2 separate regions of the Homo sapiens genome follow, and region 2 is linked to region 1. The links are chromatin loops, found by intact Hi-C in ENCODE. Cell type or tissue: psoas muscle. All regions are shown on one strand. Each heading gives the region's core, and the rest is flanking DNA. Links, peaks and the distances in the headings are about the cores only. Region 1 holds the start of MIR6715A (microRNA 6715a). Region 2 has its middle 18 kb from the start of GPAM.

Region 1 (8,337 bases), core at 23-8,022:
CACACATGCACATATATATGTATGCACACCCTCATATATATACACACACACGTGCATACATACACACACATATGCACATGGAGAAAGAGAGAGCGAGACTGTCTTTATGGATCACAACTAAGAATTTTGATAAGAACACTTTTCTAAATCTATATTCAGTATTTGTTCTATGTCAGCTAAGGATACCTGGGGGAGAATTAGTTTTCTTCTTTTTCTTAATGTTTCTAATTGTGTTTAGAACTACTGAGAATTTACAAGAGATTGTTTTGAGAGTACCTTGTCTTATTTTCTCAAAGAAGAAGTTATGAGACAAGAAGGGTAATCAAACATCATGAGGTTGTTAGTTAATGTCAAGTCAAAACACATCCAGTCACTGGTGAGAGACATTCGGGCTCTATAGGCAGGGATGACCCAAAAGACCTTTTCCCCAAAATGTTAATCATACAGATTGGCTTTACCTCCTTGCATCAGAAACCCAATACTGGGAGTTTTTTAAATGTAAAGGTAGGATAGAATAATTAGAAGTCTGTGGCAAGCCGGGTGCAGTGGCTCATGCCTGTAATTCCAGCACTTTGGGAGGCTGAGGCAGGTAGATCACGAGATCAGGAGATTGAGACCATCCTGGCTAACATGGTGAAACCCCATCTCTACTAAAAATACAAAAAATTAGCTGGGTGTGGTGGCGGGCACCTGTAGTCCCAGCTACTTGGGAGGCTGAGACAGGAGAATGGTGTGAACCTGGGAGGCAGAGCTTGCAGTGAGCTGAGATCACGCCACTGCACTCCAGCCTGGGTGGTGACAGAGCGAGACTCCATCTCAAAAAAAAAAAAAAAAAAAAAAAGTCTGTGGCATATATGCGAGTCTACGAAGCTCTAGTTGTAGAAACCCCTGGGAGAATTGGGGAATTAGCTGTCAACATGATATATTAACACTGTAAACTGTAGTCATAGGTTATTTATTTTAAGGCATTTTATTTATTCCATAGCGCCAGGTAGAGATACAAGATCATAAAACACAATGATGAAATACAGCAAAACTAATACAACATTGGTTTATTCTGACAGCAAAGGATTTGAACATGGCTATGAGTATGCTATTTAAGAGTTTTCTACTAGAACCAATAAAATATGTCTTCTGTTTTTCCTGACTATAAAAACTCTGAATTTACAGAAAGAAGAGATCCTAAACTCGTTGGAACTCCAGCTTAGAGACCAAGTCTAGACCAAATTGAGTCATTTTACTTTAGCCTATTACTAAACAAACATACACTTCATGTATCCGGAGATTTCATAACTAGTTTAATCTCTGAGTTCACTAACACAAGTTGTAAAAGAATCATCAAACTGCAAATTGCAAAACTTCTCAAATACCTTAAATACAGAGAGACAAACCCATGTGTTGTTTTCAAATTATAAGCCTACTAATTAAGTCTTTACATAACTAAGGACTTAGAACTCTGCCTTTTCCTATCACAATCCAGCCAATTCTCTACCAGAATTGGTTCATTCAGTTTGTATTTTGTTGACAATGTAAATCATTTATATGGGCATATTCTGGATCACTGGGGTGGCCAGTTACCAAGATGTGCTACTGCATGCTTTCATTGGCTGCATTTGCATTTGTGTTTCTGATTTTGTGTTAGCTTCATTCTAATGATTGTAAGTGAATGAGACAAAAACAGATGTAAGCTTCGATGTTTAAGTAAAAGCTAAATGAGATCAGACCATTTCTTATAAATGAAAACTTCTTAGTAGAGCAAATAGAGAAAAAATAGCATTGAGTGTCACAAGGCATTTATCTGTAGGATTGGGTCACCAAACTCACAGCACTTGTGTCATTGGAGTCACTTTATAGTCATGTTTCCAGCAGCAGTTTCACTGGGGCAATGCCGTGTTATTAGGTTAAATTAATGTGAGTTGTATTCTTCTTGTGATTATTCTTTTTGTAAATATTCCTATTTAATTTGTAATTTTCTTTTGACTTTAGAAGTATACATCTGCTATAAAAACAAGGAGTTTCTACCTATATCATGTTTATATATTTAACAAATGGTATAATAAAAACAAATTAGGTCAGTACTAGGGGCTTTCAAGAATCTATTTCCTTTATATCATTAGGTTTGAGCAAAACTATTGTATTCCACTCTGAATCCCACATCATCTCCCATGTCATCAGTTGAAAGATTGGAACTCCCTGCGTGGGGGCTCAGCTCTGGTCCTTAAGTAGAATGACACTGCCTCAATGACAAAGCTCCTTTTTGGCAAAGTCAGCTATTAATGTGCGTTGTGCATTTAGTGTTGACTTTGTAGTTGCACCCTACATTCTCTTCAAAATGCTCAGCAGTACTTGGTTGGGTCTGCTAACCTTTTAAAGTTAAAATAGCTTTCAAAGGAATTTACTGCAGCCCTGACTTGAGTATGGAGAAAGGAGGCTCCTCCCCCAGCTGTAGAAGGACTGTGAGATCTAAGGGCCACGGGAAGTAGCCTAAGTTTTTCTTAGAAAGAAAAAGGCATCACCAAATTCACAGAAATTATTGGAGTGCATATTTGGCAAAGTGCTATTCTCTGCCCCCCAACAATGTGGTCTTCTGTTTGTTCTTTTTGGCAGCACAATAAATGTGTTTGTCATTCGCTGAGGACTATTGTGGGTGGAGGAGCGGCAGCTGCCTGGCTAACTCCTATAACACGGCACAAATCCCCAACATCATGATGAGGTGGTGGAGAACATCTGTGGACCAGAAGGGGAGGGAGATGGCACTCAGAGACAGTTCTACAAGGGTAAAGCCAACTCAACAGAAGAGTTAACTCAGGGGTCTTCATAAAATTCCACACATTTTAGACAAAGTCGATTTTGTTCATCCCTTGGGGATTCTGTAGCTCACATTTATCAGTACAAAGAACCTGACAGATAAACCTAGGTTGTGGACCTCTGACAAATAGAAATCAGTGATGGTGCATGGTACTCTAGGGCTTTCAGTGTAGAACTTAAAAACGATGAGAATCTAGGATTGGAATTTTAAAAGTTGATTTACATGATTCTCCTGTAATGATGAGAGCAAAATCTGTCTGTGAGATTATTAATAAGTGAACTGTCTTACCCCATCTCCTCATGTAGTTGCTTCCTTCTTATCATTCAGGTGAGATCTTGGGTCTTAGCTGAAATGTTTCTTCCTCTAAGGGGCTTCCCTGGCTGCTCTCTAAATCACGTCCCCCATTGAACCCCAAATACTCTACACATATTGGCAAGGGAAGGGGCCTTGTCTGTCTTGTTCACGGCAGTAGCCACAAGACCAGTTCCCAGTACAGTCATCATAATCATGGCTGACCCTGACTGGGTGTTTGCTGTTTGCTGGGCATTGTTCAGTGCCCTTAGCTGTAATTAAATATCTATACCACAGCCATGTAGATAGGGGCAATTATTAGCCCAATTTCACAGAGGAAACTAGGGTATGGAGGAGGGGTGAGGTCATTGCCCAAGGTCACTCAGTTAATAAAAGACAGAGCCATAACAAGAATTCAAATATTTGTTGAATGAACAGATCACTGAAAATCTTGTTCTGTAAATGTTGGAATCCAAGGGAAGCCATCTGGGGATGGCTTTACTAAGACTTGGGGAAGTGAGGTCCAGTTCTGCTTCATCCGATTTACCTTCGGTTCCTCCCTCTCTTCAGAGTTCAGGGGCTGGTCAGAGGGAGACCTCTTGATCTCGCCCCCTCTGCGCCACTCAGGTGTGCTTTAAAGTATAATTTTCAATCCTTAAAAGTTTTGCCGGGGCCAAAGTTAAGCTTCTCTTAAAACACTCTCTGCCTTTTAACAGCATAGCCCCACGAAATCCCAGAAGTGTCTCTTTTCCTTACCTGAGAAGCTATAGAGACTGGAAAATCCCCTGCCTGTAGTGAGTAAAGAGAGAATGCAGAAAGTTTAAGAAAAGATCATGGAAAGGAGAAGTCTCAGAGTGATGTTTCTACAACACAAAACCTGGCTGGGGGCTGCGGCTCACACTTGTAATCCCAGCACTTTGGGAGGCCCAGGTGGGCGGGTCACTTGAGGTTGGGAGCTCGAAACCAGCTTGGGCAACATGATGAAACCCTGTCTCTACCAAAAATACAAAAATGAACCAGATGTGGTGGCACGTGCCTGTAATCCCAGCTACTCAGGAGGCTGAGTCAGGAGAATTGCTTGAAGCTGAGATCACGTCATTGCACTCCAACCTGGGCGACACGGTCTCAAAAAAATAAATATAAATAAATAAATAAAACACAAAACCTGACCACAATCCTCCCCTGATTAAACCATCAGGTGCTCCATTGCCTTTCAGACAGTTTATACTGGGGGTTTACAAAGTTTCATCTCACAACGCTTTCTCTCCAAAGCAGGGGTTGGTAAGCTTTCTGAAAAGAAAAAAGTAAATAGTACATTTTGTCAGCTTTGCAGGCCATCCCATCTCTGCTACCACAAATCCACCTGTAGTTGCAGTGCACTGCTGTAGACAATATCTACATGAACGAGTGTTGCTGTGTTCTAATAAAACTTTCTTTAAAGGCACTGAAATTTGAATTTCATATAATTTTTTTTTTTTTTTTGAGACAGAGTTTCACTCTTGTTGCCCAGGCTAGAGTGTAGTAGCGTGATCTCTGCTCACTGCAACCTCTGCCTCCCAGGTTCAAGTGATTCTCTGGCCTCAGCCTCCCAAGTACTGGGACTACAAGTGTGCACCACCACTCCCGGATAATTTTTGTATTCTAGTAGGGACAGGGCCAGGCTGGTCTCGAACTCCTGACCTCAGGTGATCTGCCCGCCTTGGCCTCCCAAAGTGCTGGAATTAGAGGCATGAGCCACCATGCCTGGCCCTGAATTTCACGTAATTTCTACATGTCACGAAATATTGTTGTTTTGATTCTTTTTTTGAACCACATAAAAACGTGAAAACTGTTCTTAATTCCCAGGCCACAAAACCAGGTGGCACCTGGGCCTTGGCCCTTGGCCATAGCTTGGTGACTGTCCTCTAAGATAGAGCCGCTACAGCTTCCCGCCTTCCCACAGGTTTTGCCCACCCTTCATGTCACACTATCCTTCAGGTCTCACTTGGAGATTGTCAGCAGAGCTCTTCTGCAAGCCCTGTACTAGGTTGAATCCCTTTGCTCCATTCAGGATGAATATCCCTTATCCAAAATGCTTGGGACCAGAAGTGTTTCAGATTTCAGATTTTTTTTTGGATTTTGGAATCTTTGCATTATACTAGTTGAGCATCCCTAACTGGAAAACCTGGAATCTGAAATCTAAAATGCTACAATGAGCATTTCCTGTGAGCATGACCTTTGAGCATCATGTGGGTGCTCAAAAAGTTTCAGATTTGGGAGCATTCGGATTTTGGATTTTCACATTAGTGATGATCAACTGTGCAACCATGGCACCAGCCCACTGTCACCCTCCTTAACAGTAATTTCTCTTTCCCTTAGTGTCTAACATCTCTCTCCTTGCTAGACAGTAAATCCCTTGAGGACAGGGCCTGCTTGGGTCACATTTATTTCTGAAATCCTAGTGCCCTGCCAGGCCAGGCAGTGCTGGATACTCAGTAAAGGTTTTTTGACTTGCACATGACATTCTCATGACATCTCATTTTTCCTTCCTTCCTTCCTTCCTTCTTTCTTTTCTTTTCTTTTTTCTTTCTCTTTCTTTCTTTCTTTCTTTCTTTCTTTCTTTCTTTCTTTTCTTTCTTTCTTTCTTTCTTTCTTTCTTTCTTTCTTTCTTTCTTTCTTTATTTCTTTCTGTCTGTCTGTCTGTCTCTCTTTCTTTCTTCTTTTTCTTTCTTTCTTTTTTTTTTTTTTGAGACGGAGTTTCGCTCTTGTTGCCCAGGCTGGAGTACAATGGCGCGATCTCAGCTCACTGCAACCTCTGCCTCCCAGATTCAAGTGATTCTCCTGCCTTAGCCTCCCGAGTAGTTGGGATTACAGGCGTGCCCCACCAAGCCCAGGTAATTTTGTATTTTTAGTAGAGGTGGGGTTTCACCATGTTGGTCAGGCTGGTCTCAAACTCCTGACCTCAAGTGATCTGCCCACCTCGGCCTCCCAAAGTGCTGGGATTACAGGCGTGAGCCACCGAGCCCGGCCCCATGACATCTCATTTTCTATTATTATTGTTCACTGCATGCTCTGTTTGGAAGCTCAGCACTTCCTGATTCTTTGGGGGTATTTGAATTTAGGGTGCAGTTAGAACTTTCAGAGTAGATAACAAACCTCAACTCCTTCGTTTGGCTTGAGCTGTTCCCCACCCCTGGCTGGAAGACTCCAGGAGCAGGTGAAGGTTGTGCCCACAGGCACGACTGGTTTGGCAATTCAGTAAAAATGCTCAAACCGGCTGTGCCTGTGGACGCAGCCCAGCGTGAACTCAACCGTTTGGAAAACAGAGGAAAACAGAGACGCTTACTCCGCAGGGAGAGCTCCACGACCAGGACTCCCCCGGTCTGGTCTCGCAGGAGGCGCTTCCGTTTATCGCAGGTCTGAAGACCCAGAGAGGCAGACAGGAGAGAAGCGGGGAAGGTGGGATGATGCGTGAGCAAAGGGGAGAAAAGAGAAAGAAAAGATATTTTAAAAAGGTCACAAATGGGGTGGAGTCACAATTCCCCAGTCAACAGAGATGAGTTACCTTTTTAAAAAATAACCCAGAAGACACACTGTTCATCCCTTCTCCAACTTGAATACAAAGAGAAAGCTTTACTTTGTTAACTCTTCAAGCCAGAGGGAATCCTTCTGGAAGAGGTCATTGAGTGTGGAAGGGATTGATCCCATTTCCTTTGATAAGGCTTCTACTTACCACTCTCACCACAATAATTAGAGAAGTGGACACTTGCAATTGTATTCTGGTTCATTTTCTTTTCTTTCTTTTTAAAAATATGGCATTGATACTTATCCTTTGATCAACTGTACAGTGTCTCTCCCCTCCTCTCCCTGGCTCTGCACTCTCTGGTTTCTTTCCCTTTTGCTGTTTGTGCTCATAAAGAACCATTTTCTGGCCAAATGAAACAACAGCAATAGAGATTATGACCTTATTTTTGTTGGTTACTATAGGCTATGTGGATAGCAGCCTCTTTGGAAACACCGAGGTCTCCAGTTGAAAGAGACCAGAAAGGAGAACAGTTTGAGATTTGGCATGTCTAAGTGTCTAAGTGGTGGTTCTCAGGCTTGAGTGAGCACCGGCATGACTGCTGGCTTGTTAAAGCACAGCCTGCCCAGGCCTTCCTCTCACGTGGTCAAATCAGCCATGATCCAGTGTCGGGAATTTCTGCAGCATCTCTCTGAAGTCACAGAGGTGAACCCTCGGGCTGTTCAGTCAAGACTAAAAACACCCACCTTTTGAGTTATTTCCACGGCCTGTCCCTGCCACCTAGACCTTGAATTTCCCTTGCCCTTTTCACTTCTTCCAAGTATTTCCAAGTCTGTTATCACTTTCATTTACCTACACTGCCCTCTGATGAGGGAAGGGCCATCATTACTTAACACACTTTGCTTAAGGATGAGAAAGCAGGTCCCAGCAGGTTAGGCGACACATGCCAGACCATGTGGGTTGTTGGAGGCAGGGCAGATAGGGCCCTGAGCATCTGCCCTCACGAGCATCTGCCCTTATACTCAGTGCCATTTCCTCCAGATGTCCTCAGCACACAGCTGCCCTGGCCTGGTTATGATCTCCCCACTCAAACTCCAGCTCCTCCAATACTGGCACCCTTTAGGTAACATTGTCCTTCTGGAGAGAGGCAGCTCACCACTGGGCAGGAGAGTTTCTCACTGTCGCAGATGAACGTCTCACAGTGTAACCACACCTTGGAGAGTTTGGGGATGTTCTGGAACCGGAAAGCATTGAATTGGAAGGTTGCCCTGTGATCTCTCCCATTCTCATGCACGAGGACGGTTTCATCCGTGGGGCAGCTGAGGCAGATGGGGAAAGAAGAGTGAACTGTCATCTCCTTGAACTCCAGCAAGAGCTGCTGAGCGATTTACACACAAGGCTCCCGAGGTGGTTATATGACCTCTAACCTTCCCAGGCATTTTGATTAGCAGCACCTCACTTGATCTTCACAACTGTGAGGTCAAGTTGATGAGCTAGGAGATGGGTATTACTGTCCTCATTCTATAGACAAGGTACGATGGGAGGGGAGTGACTTATAAGAGTCACACTTTTAGTAAGTTACACCTGTGTCCCAAAGAAAGAAAATCCCTAGGAGATAAGGCCCTCCGAGGACTGGAATATGTCCAGCCCTTGAGGGACATACAAAGTAAGGACAATGGCACCAGGTGCAGCATTGCCCCTGCTGCCACAGCTGCCTAAGCTCAAGTCACACCCA
Region 2 (8,337 bases), core at 228-8,227, 100 kb after region 1:
AATCGTCACACTGACTTCCACAATGGTTGAACTAGTTTACAGTCCCACCAACAGTGTAAAAGTGTTCCTATTTCTCCACATCCTCTCCAGCACCTGTTGTTTCCTGACTTTTTAATGATTGCCATTCTAACTGGTGTGAGATGATATCTCATAGTGGTTTTGATTTGCATTTCTCTGATGGCCAGTGATGATGAGCATTTTTTCATGTGTTTTTTGGCTGCATAAATGTCTTCTTTTGAGAAGTGTCTGTTCATGTCCTTCGCCCACTTTTTGATGGGGTTGTTTGTTTTTTTCTTGTAAATTTGTTTGAGTTCATTGTAGATTCTGGATATTAGCCCTTTGTCAGATGAGTAGGTTGCAAAAATTTTCTCCCATGTTGTAGGTTGCCTGTTCACTCTGATGGTAGTTTCTTTTGCTGTGCAGAAGCTCTTTAGTTTAATTAGATCCCATTTGTCAATTTTGGCTTTTGTTGCCATTGCTTTTGGTGTTTTGGACATGAAGTCCTTGCCCACGCCTATGTCCTGAATGGTAATGCCTAGGTTTTCTTCTAGGGTTTTTATGGTTTTAGGTCTAACGTTTAAATCTTTAATCCATCTTGAATTGATTTTTGTATAAGGTGTAAGGAAGGGATCCAGTTTCAGCTTTCTACATATGGCTAGCCAGTTTTCCCAGCAACATTTATTAAATAGGGAATCCTTTCCCCATTGCTTGTTTTTCTCAGGTTTGTCAAAGATCAGATAGTTGTAGATATGCGGCATTATTTCTGAGGGCTCTGTTCTGTTCCATTGATCTATATCTCTGTTTTGGTACCAGTACCATGCTGTTTTGGTTACTGTAGCCTTGTAGTATAGTTTGAAGTCAGGTAGTGTGATGCCTCCAGCTTTGTTCTTTTGGCTTAGGATTGACTTGGCGATGCGGGCTCTTTTTTGGTTCCATATGAACTTTAAAGTAGTTTTTTCCAATTCTGTGAAGAAAGTCATTGGTAGCTTGATGGGGATGGCATTGAATCTGTAAATTACCTTGGGCAGTATGGCCATTTTCACGATATTGATTCTTCCTACCCATGAGCATGGAATGTTCTTCCATTTGTTTGTGTCCTCTTTTATTTCCTTGAGCAGTGGTTTGTAGTTCTCCTTGAAGAGGTCCTTCACATCCCTTGTAAGTTGGATTCCTAGGTATTTTATTCTCTTTGAAGCAATTGTGAATGGGAGTTCACTCATGATTTGGCTCTCTGTTTGTCTGTTGTTGGTGTATAAGAATGCTTGTGATTTTTGTACATTGATTTTGTATCCTGAGACTTTGCTGAAGTTGCTTATCAGCTTAAGGAGATTTTGGGCTGAGACGATGGGGTTTTCTAGATAAACAATCATGTCGTCTGCAAACAGGGACAATTTGACTTCCTCTTTTCCTAATTGAATACCCTTTATTTCCTTCTCCTGCCTGATTGCCCTGGCCAGAACTTCCAACACTATGTTGAATAGGAGCGGTGAGAGAGGGCATCCCTGTCTTGTGCCAGTTTTCAAAGGGAATGCTTCCAGTTTTTGCCCATTCAGTATGAGAGAAGTTTATTTATTGCATGTCTACTATGATCTGTTGTTTTCCTATAAACAGCCCACAGCCTGTTTTGATTCTTACTAGCCATGTGAGCTTCATTTCCTCATCTGTAAAACATCAGATTTTCACACTGTTGTCAGAACCTAATGCCCAGTTTATAGGAAAACAACAGATCATAGTAGACATGCAATAAATAAACTTCTCTCCCCAACCACCGAGGGAGTCAGATCTGTGAAAATCATTAGCTTTGCCAGTGTTGCTCTATCTTTACAACCTACTCTTCTTCCCCTACCCACTCCCAACCCTCTTCCCACTCAAGCCAGTGCTGATATATCATCTTAAAATCCCCAACTGTCTATTTCAAGAAGAGCCCCCAGATCTCTTGTGTCACCAGACGGTTGAAGTTGGGCCATCCTTGAAAGGGTTGTCTCTTCCTATCAAAAAAAAAAAAAAAAAAGAACAAAGAAAAAATTCTGTAATAACCAGAGATTTGCAGACAGCATTGTTCTATCTGTGTGCTTGAGCAGGACAATGGCAATAGGAATTGAGGACAAGGGACCTTCTACCATGTGCATTAGCAGCATGCTCCTCCTGGAGGCACTGATTAGGCACGGGTTCTTAGTGTCTCAAGACACCATGCTTTGGATATTGACAGCAGCTGCTGTGCCATCTCCTCCACGGAATACACCTTGGTGTTTGGTAGCCTGGCATAGAGAGAGGCCTCATGTCACAGTGAGAAGGAATTCAGGGTGAGGGAGTTTGAAGCTGTACCCTCCTCTCAGTGAGACACTGACTAGGGGCTCCAAGGAACATGAAGACAGAGTAGTTCTTTAAAAAACAGACTCTGCCTCAAATCCCAGCTTTGCCACCTACTCCCTGTGTGACCTTGGGAAACTTAGTTCTTCTTCCTGAACCGCAGCATCATATCTGACAAGTCTGTAATCATAAGGGTCTTTCTCGAGTTGGACAGTTATGAGAATTAAATAACAGAGTGTATGGAGAGCGTGTGGCACAGTCCTGGTAAATACTAAGTGCTCACTAGAAATCCATTATTGTTAGTAATGTGTATCATCTTAAATGGTAACTCTAAACACTAATGAATATAACATGTTAAACAGATAACAAAAGCAGAAGTTTGAGTGGGTGAAAAATTTGAGGTTGACTCATTCTGTTACTGACAAGAAAAAAGGCTTAGAAAGGGGCAGAGTGGGAAAGCCTTAGTAACTAGGACCTCAATGCTGGCTGTTGGCAGAGCAGGGGCAGATTGCCCCTCTCCAGAGTCCCCTTCAGATGCTGGTTCTCCCATGCTGGGGCTGCTTTTCTGCTCAAACATTTATGGCCCATGTTTAGAAAATTACACAAAAATTAAGGAGAATAAGGTGTTAGACCAGTGTGCTATTTGCAGAGGGAATCTTTTTTGGAGGCTTGTTTTTAGAGGGACTCTTTCTTCAGGATAAGAGAGAAATGAATATTTTGTCTAATACTTTCCTAAATACCTAGGGCTACCCCAGAGAAGGGGGTTTCTATATTTCCATCTTAGCTAGATGAAACAGGAAGAGGAGACTGAGTGTTTCACTGCTTCTCTCTCCCTCCCCTCTGCTCCCCCTACCACAGCGCTGAGAGGAGGCCTGTCCTCTACACTCCAGCTCACACTAACCCATTGCTTACACACCGTCAAGCACCACTGAAACTACCTCCTTTGTCCATTGTTCTCCCACCTTCTCAAAGTTCAGCCCCTGACTCCCAGCCTAGACCCAAGGGATGGCGAGTTGATATTTTGCTTCAATGCTGATATTCGGTCTTAAGAACCACTCTGAATTACTAAACAACAGAGCACAAATAATGTTCACCTTTCCAAATGAGATTTTAGATTTCTCTAGGCTGGCTCAGACCCGTGATTCATATCTTGCCTTTTACCCCTGGCCAGTGACTCATAAGTTTGCTTGAGAAGGAAAGACTGAGGTGTCCAGGCTCCATGGTTGAAAGAAGAAGGGTTTTTAACAGAGTGGCTTGGTACTATTTTGGACATGCTTGAGATGAAAATTTATGTAGGTATTTTATGGTGTCAGCATGTAAAATTATGCATAACTACAATGCGAATGGAACCTTGCTTAAAATGTCATAGATTATTTGAATTAAACTCTACTGTAGTCTTAAGTGATGGTTATAATTCAGTCAAAAGGTTTGGAGTCATAATTCCTATTAGAACTCAATTTCCTATTTTGCCTTTTTAAACTTAACAGTTATCTACCTGCTGTCTTACTTATTAAAAGAGGGCTTACCATGAACATAGTACACATTTGAATGTTCTTCTTTTCTTCACCCCCTCATTTTTAAACCCCTTTCTAGAATAGCATATATAGAACAATGACTTAATGGAGAGATTGGTAACTATGGCTCCTGGGCCAAATACTGCTCACTATCTGTTTGATGAATAAAGTTTTATTGGCACACAGCACATCGATTTTCTTATATACTGTCTAAGGCTGCTTTTATGCTACAAAAGGGTTGAGTAGTTGTGACCAGGACCATATAGCCCACAAAGCCTAAAATATTTACTATCTGGCCATTGATTTTTTAAAAAGTGCTGATTTTGACTTAGAGAATGAGTGTTGGAGTCAGATACATCTGGGTTCAAATCAAGTCTTGGTTCCTTGCTAGCTGTGACATTGGGAAAGTTGCATAAGCTCTCTGCAAAACCTAACCTGTACCATGGGAATGATAAATACCTATCTTGGAGGGCTGTTGTGCAAGTTAATTGAAAAACCTACAGCCTTGTGCCTGGCACAGAGTAAATGCTCAATAAATGGTAGCTATGCTGATGATCTTTCATTCTTTTATCCAACAAATATATATTTGGTGCTTTTTCTATGATAGGCCTGGGGACTACGCAGTGACTAAAATGTAGAAAGTTCCTGCTCTTATGGAGCTCACATTCTAATGAGGAAGATAGACAATGGTCAAGAAAAAAAAATCAACAGGTTATTTTCAGAGAGGGTTAAGTGCTATAAATAAAATAAATAGGATGATATAGAAGAAAGTGACAAGGCAAGGGACAGAAAGTTGCTAGCCAAGTTAAGGTCTAAAAATAATAATGAATCAGCCATGCAAATGTCTGCAGAAGGAATGTCCTGGGAGAAGGGACCATAACCACACAGTCTCTGAGCCAGTGATGAGCTGGGGATGGTCCAGGAACAGAGAGATGACCTTGGGGACGAGGGTTGAGTAAGGCAAGGGAGAGTGATAGAGGACCAGGGAGGAGAGGTAGGCAGGGGCAAAACAATGTGAGAGCTTGTAGTTCCTGAAAAGATAATTGGCTCAGAGGCAGGGATGCAAGCTGAGACCATGAAAGAGCAGAAGTGTAAGTGGGACCTTGACCTTATTCTATGATATTTGTTCTAAGTATCATCATCCATCCTCTTTGGTCTCAGGCATTGGCCACTCTTGAACAGAGGAATGAGTAGGGTCCTCGTGAGTCCTGATCAAAGTGGCAGCTCTTGGCTGTGGCAAGCCCATCACACCCTACTTGGGTTCTTCTCCTCACACTGCCCCCTGATTCAGCAGACACATCTTCTGGCCAATGTCACTACCTCTTTAAAATAATTCCTTTTCAGAAGCTTTTACTGCTTCTCCAGGTAGAGCACTTAAGGTGAAAATCAGTTAATGTAATCTCAAAACTCTAATAAATGTCCAGCAACATAAGACCACCAGATAAGCATTTTGTCTCTAGGGTCACTCAGAATTCACAGCTCAGTTCCCATAATTAGCATTTCTTTTATGTCTGATTCATTGAACAGTTGTGGACAGCCCCATAAAAATATTTTACCTGTTTAAGGTTTAAAAGAAGGCCTTAGATATAATCAGTTGCTCAAACTGCCTCCAGAGTTGCTAATAATAGCTACACAGTATTCCACAGTAGCAAAACACTATTGCATACTTGTGGCTCATTTAGAGGTAAAAGTATCCCTTCAGTTTGCTTACCTTTATCCATTTTGAATGACTCCTTCTCTTCCTCTGCTTGTTCTCTTCTTCATTCTCCTTCTTCATCTTCTTCACCATCAGCAAAACTTTTTATTGGAAGTACTTAGCTCACTAATAGTAATTAATATTTCCCTTACAAAGCCGGGCATGGTTGTTCATGCCTGTAATCCCAGCACTTTGGAAGGCCAAGGCAGGAGGATCCCTTGAGCCCAGGAGTTCGAGACCAGCCTGGGCAACATAGTGAGACACTGTCTCTACAAAAAATAAAAACAAAAATTAGCTGAGCCTGGTGGCATGCACCTGTGGTCCCAGCTACTCGAGAGGCTGAAGTGGGATGATAGCTTGAGATGGGGAAGTCAAGGTTGCAGTGAGCCAAGATTGTGCCACTGCACTCCAATCTCGGCAACAGTGAGACTCTGTCTCAAAAACGATCAACAGTATAGTTGTTGAAGGAAAACTATTCTCTCTCTCTCTCTCTCTCTCTCTATATATATATATATATACATATAGTGTGGACTGAAATATATATATATATATATATATATATATATATATATATATATTTCCTTTACAATGTGTAAATATGTGTTCCTGTCTCCACTTACAATGTGTAAATATGTACTCCTGTCTCCAGTTGCTTTAACATTGTTAAAAGAACAAGATCCAAGTGTGGCTGTCTTCCAAGCCATGCTTTCATACAGTGATTCTTTTTTGATTTAGTTGACAACAATTGTATATATTTATGGTGTACAATGTGATGTTTTGATATGTATACTTATATGGTTTGGCTGTGTCCCCACCCAAATCTCACCTTGAATTGTAATAATCCCCACGTGTCAAGTGCAGGGCCAGGTGGAGATAATTGAATCATGGGGGGCGGTTCCCCCATACTGTTCCCATGGTAGGGAATAAGTCTCATGAGATCTGATAGTTTTATAAATGGGAGTTCCCCTGCACAAGCTCTCTTGCCTGCTGCCACGTAAGATGTGACTTTGCTCCTCATTTACCTTCCATCATGATTGTGAGGCCTCCCCAGCCATGTGGAACTGTGAATCAATTAAGCCTCTTTCCTTTATAAATTACCTTTATCAGCAGCGTGAGAACAGACTAACACATGTACATTGTGGAATGATTAAATCGAGCTAATTAACATATTCACCACCTCACATACTTAATTTTTTGTGGTGGGAATATTTAAAATCTATTCTCTTAACAATTTGCAAGTATACATTATTATTAGCTATAGTCACTATGCTGTACAAGAGATCTCCAGGAACTTACTCCTCCTAACGGAAACTTTCTACCCTTTGACCAACATCTCATTTCCCATCTCCTCCTGCAGCTGCTGATAACCACCATTCTACTCTCTGCTTCTTTGAGTTCAACATTTCTGTATCCCACATATAAGTGAGATTATGCATATTTGTCTGTCTGTGCCTGGCTTATTTCACTTAATATAATAATGCCCTCCAGGTGGCTGGGCGCAGTGGCTTATGCCTGTAATTCTGGCACTTTGGAAGGCCGAGGCAGGCGGATTGCCTGAGCTCAGGAGTTTGAGACCAGCCTGGGCAACATGGTGAAACCCCATCTCTACTAAAATACACACACACACACACACACACACACACACACACACACACATTAGCCAGGCGTGGCGGCGTGTGTCTGTAGTCCCAGCTACTCGGGAGGCTGAGGCAGGAGAATTGCTTGAACCCAGGAGGCGGAGGATGCAGTGAGCCGAGATGGTGCCACTGCACTCCAGCCTGGCGACAGAGCAAGACTCCGTCTCAAAACAAAAAAAAAAACAAAACAACAACAACAAAATAAAAATAATGTCCTCTAGGTTTATCCATGTCATTGCAAATGACAGGATTTTCTTCTTTTTTCAAGGCTGAAGAGTAGTCCGTTGTGTATATACACCATACTTTCTTTACCCACTCTTCCATCAACGGACACATAGGTTGCTTTAATATCTTGGCTATTGTGAATAATGCTGCAATGAACATGGGAGTACAAATCTCTCTTTAATACAGCAATTTCAATTCGTTTGGATATGCATCCAGAAGTGGGCTTGCTGAATCATATAGTAGCTCTATTTTAAATTTTTTGAGGAACCACCCCATACTGTTTTCCATAATAGCTGTACTGCAAACACTGATTCTTAATCTGGGGTCCATGGATGACCTTGGAGGGAGGTTATGAAACTGCTGAAATGGAATGTAATTTTTTACATGTACTTTTTTTCTGGGAAAGAGCCTGGAGTTTCATCAGATAATCGAACTGTTCCCAGATGCCAAAAAGTGAGGAACTACTGCTTTAAAGACTTTACTGACTCAATCAGTAGTATAGTTGTTAAAGGAAAACTATGCACGTTTATACCTGGAAACGAAAAACATGCTGAAGTTGAATCTGGAGAACGCTGTGATTCTGAAATACACCTTTTACCAGCTATGATCTGTGAAAGCAAGTGGGACTGATATCTGGATCCAATGGAACCTTCAGACTTTGAGGGGACTGGACATTTTCCTAGGAACTGCAAACATTACCTAGTACCCACTCTGTGCCAGGTGTTGTCTCAGTGCCTTACATATTTTAACTCTTAATCCTTTTAGTACTATAAAGTAGGTACTATTATTAGCTTTGTTTCATGGATAAGGAAAATGAGGCACAGAGAGATAAAAACCATAAATTGAGTTTACTTTAAACATTCCAAGACCCTTCACAATTGTGGACAGTGTAATTTTGTGATTTGTAATTAATGGTTCACAATAATTATGATTTTGACATGTGTAAATGGCAGCC

The links. A loop is a pair of places that touch in the nucleus more often than their neighbours do. Peaks named below come from ENCODE experiments on the same cell type or tissue, not always from the same donor. Only the 100,000 strongest peaks of a DNase experiment are listed, where the experiment ranks them.
Region 2: a loop joins it to region 1, with 3 times the contacts of the local background. A loop is called at or near these places in 11 of 110 quality-filtered maps.

The regions. Positions count from the first base shown.
Region 1 is chr10:112,297,653-112,305,989 of GRCh38, reverse strand. It overlaps TECTB (tectorin beta), which reads right to left. Exons shown (of 11, transcript NM_058222.3): 8 at 7,759-7,921; 9 at 6,426-6,498; 10 at 3,857-3,889; 11 at 952-2,727. The coding sequence ends at 2,678. It overlaps MIR6715A (microRNA 6715a), which reads right to left and starts at 6,378; the gene lies at 6,300-6,378. MIR6715B (microRNA 6715b) reads left to right here and starts at 6,302; the gene lies at 6,302-6,378. RefSeq lists an enhancer at 3,325-3,619. In psoas muscle, for the core only: no CTCF peak of the experiment used is centred there; no DNase peak of the experiment used is centred there.
Region 2 is chr10:112,197,929-112,206,265 of GRCh38, reverse strand. It overlaps a transcript of GPAM not described here. Among named protein-coding and RNA genes, the nearest start is that of GPAM, 18 kb to the right of the region's middle. RefSeq lists an enhancer at 3,583-3,632. In psoas muscle, for the core only: no CTCF peak of the experiment used is centred there; no DNase peak of the experiment used is centred there; H3K27ac peaks cover 344 bases.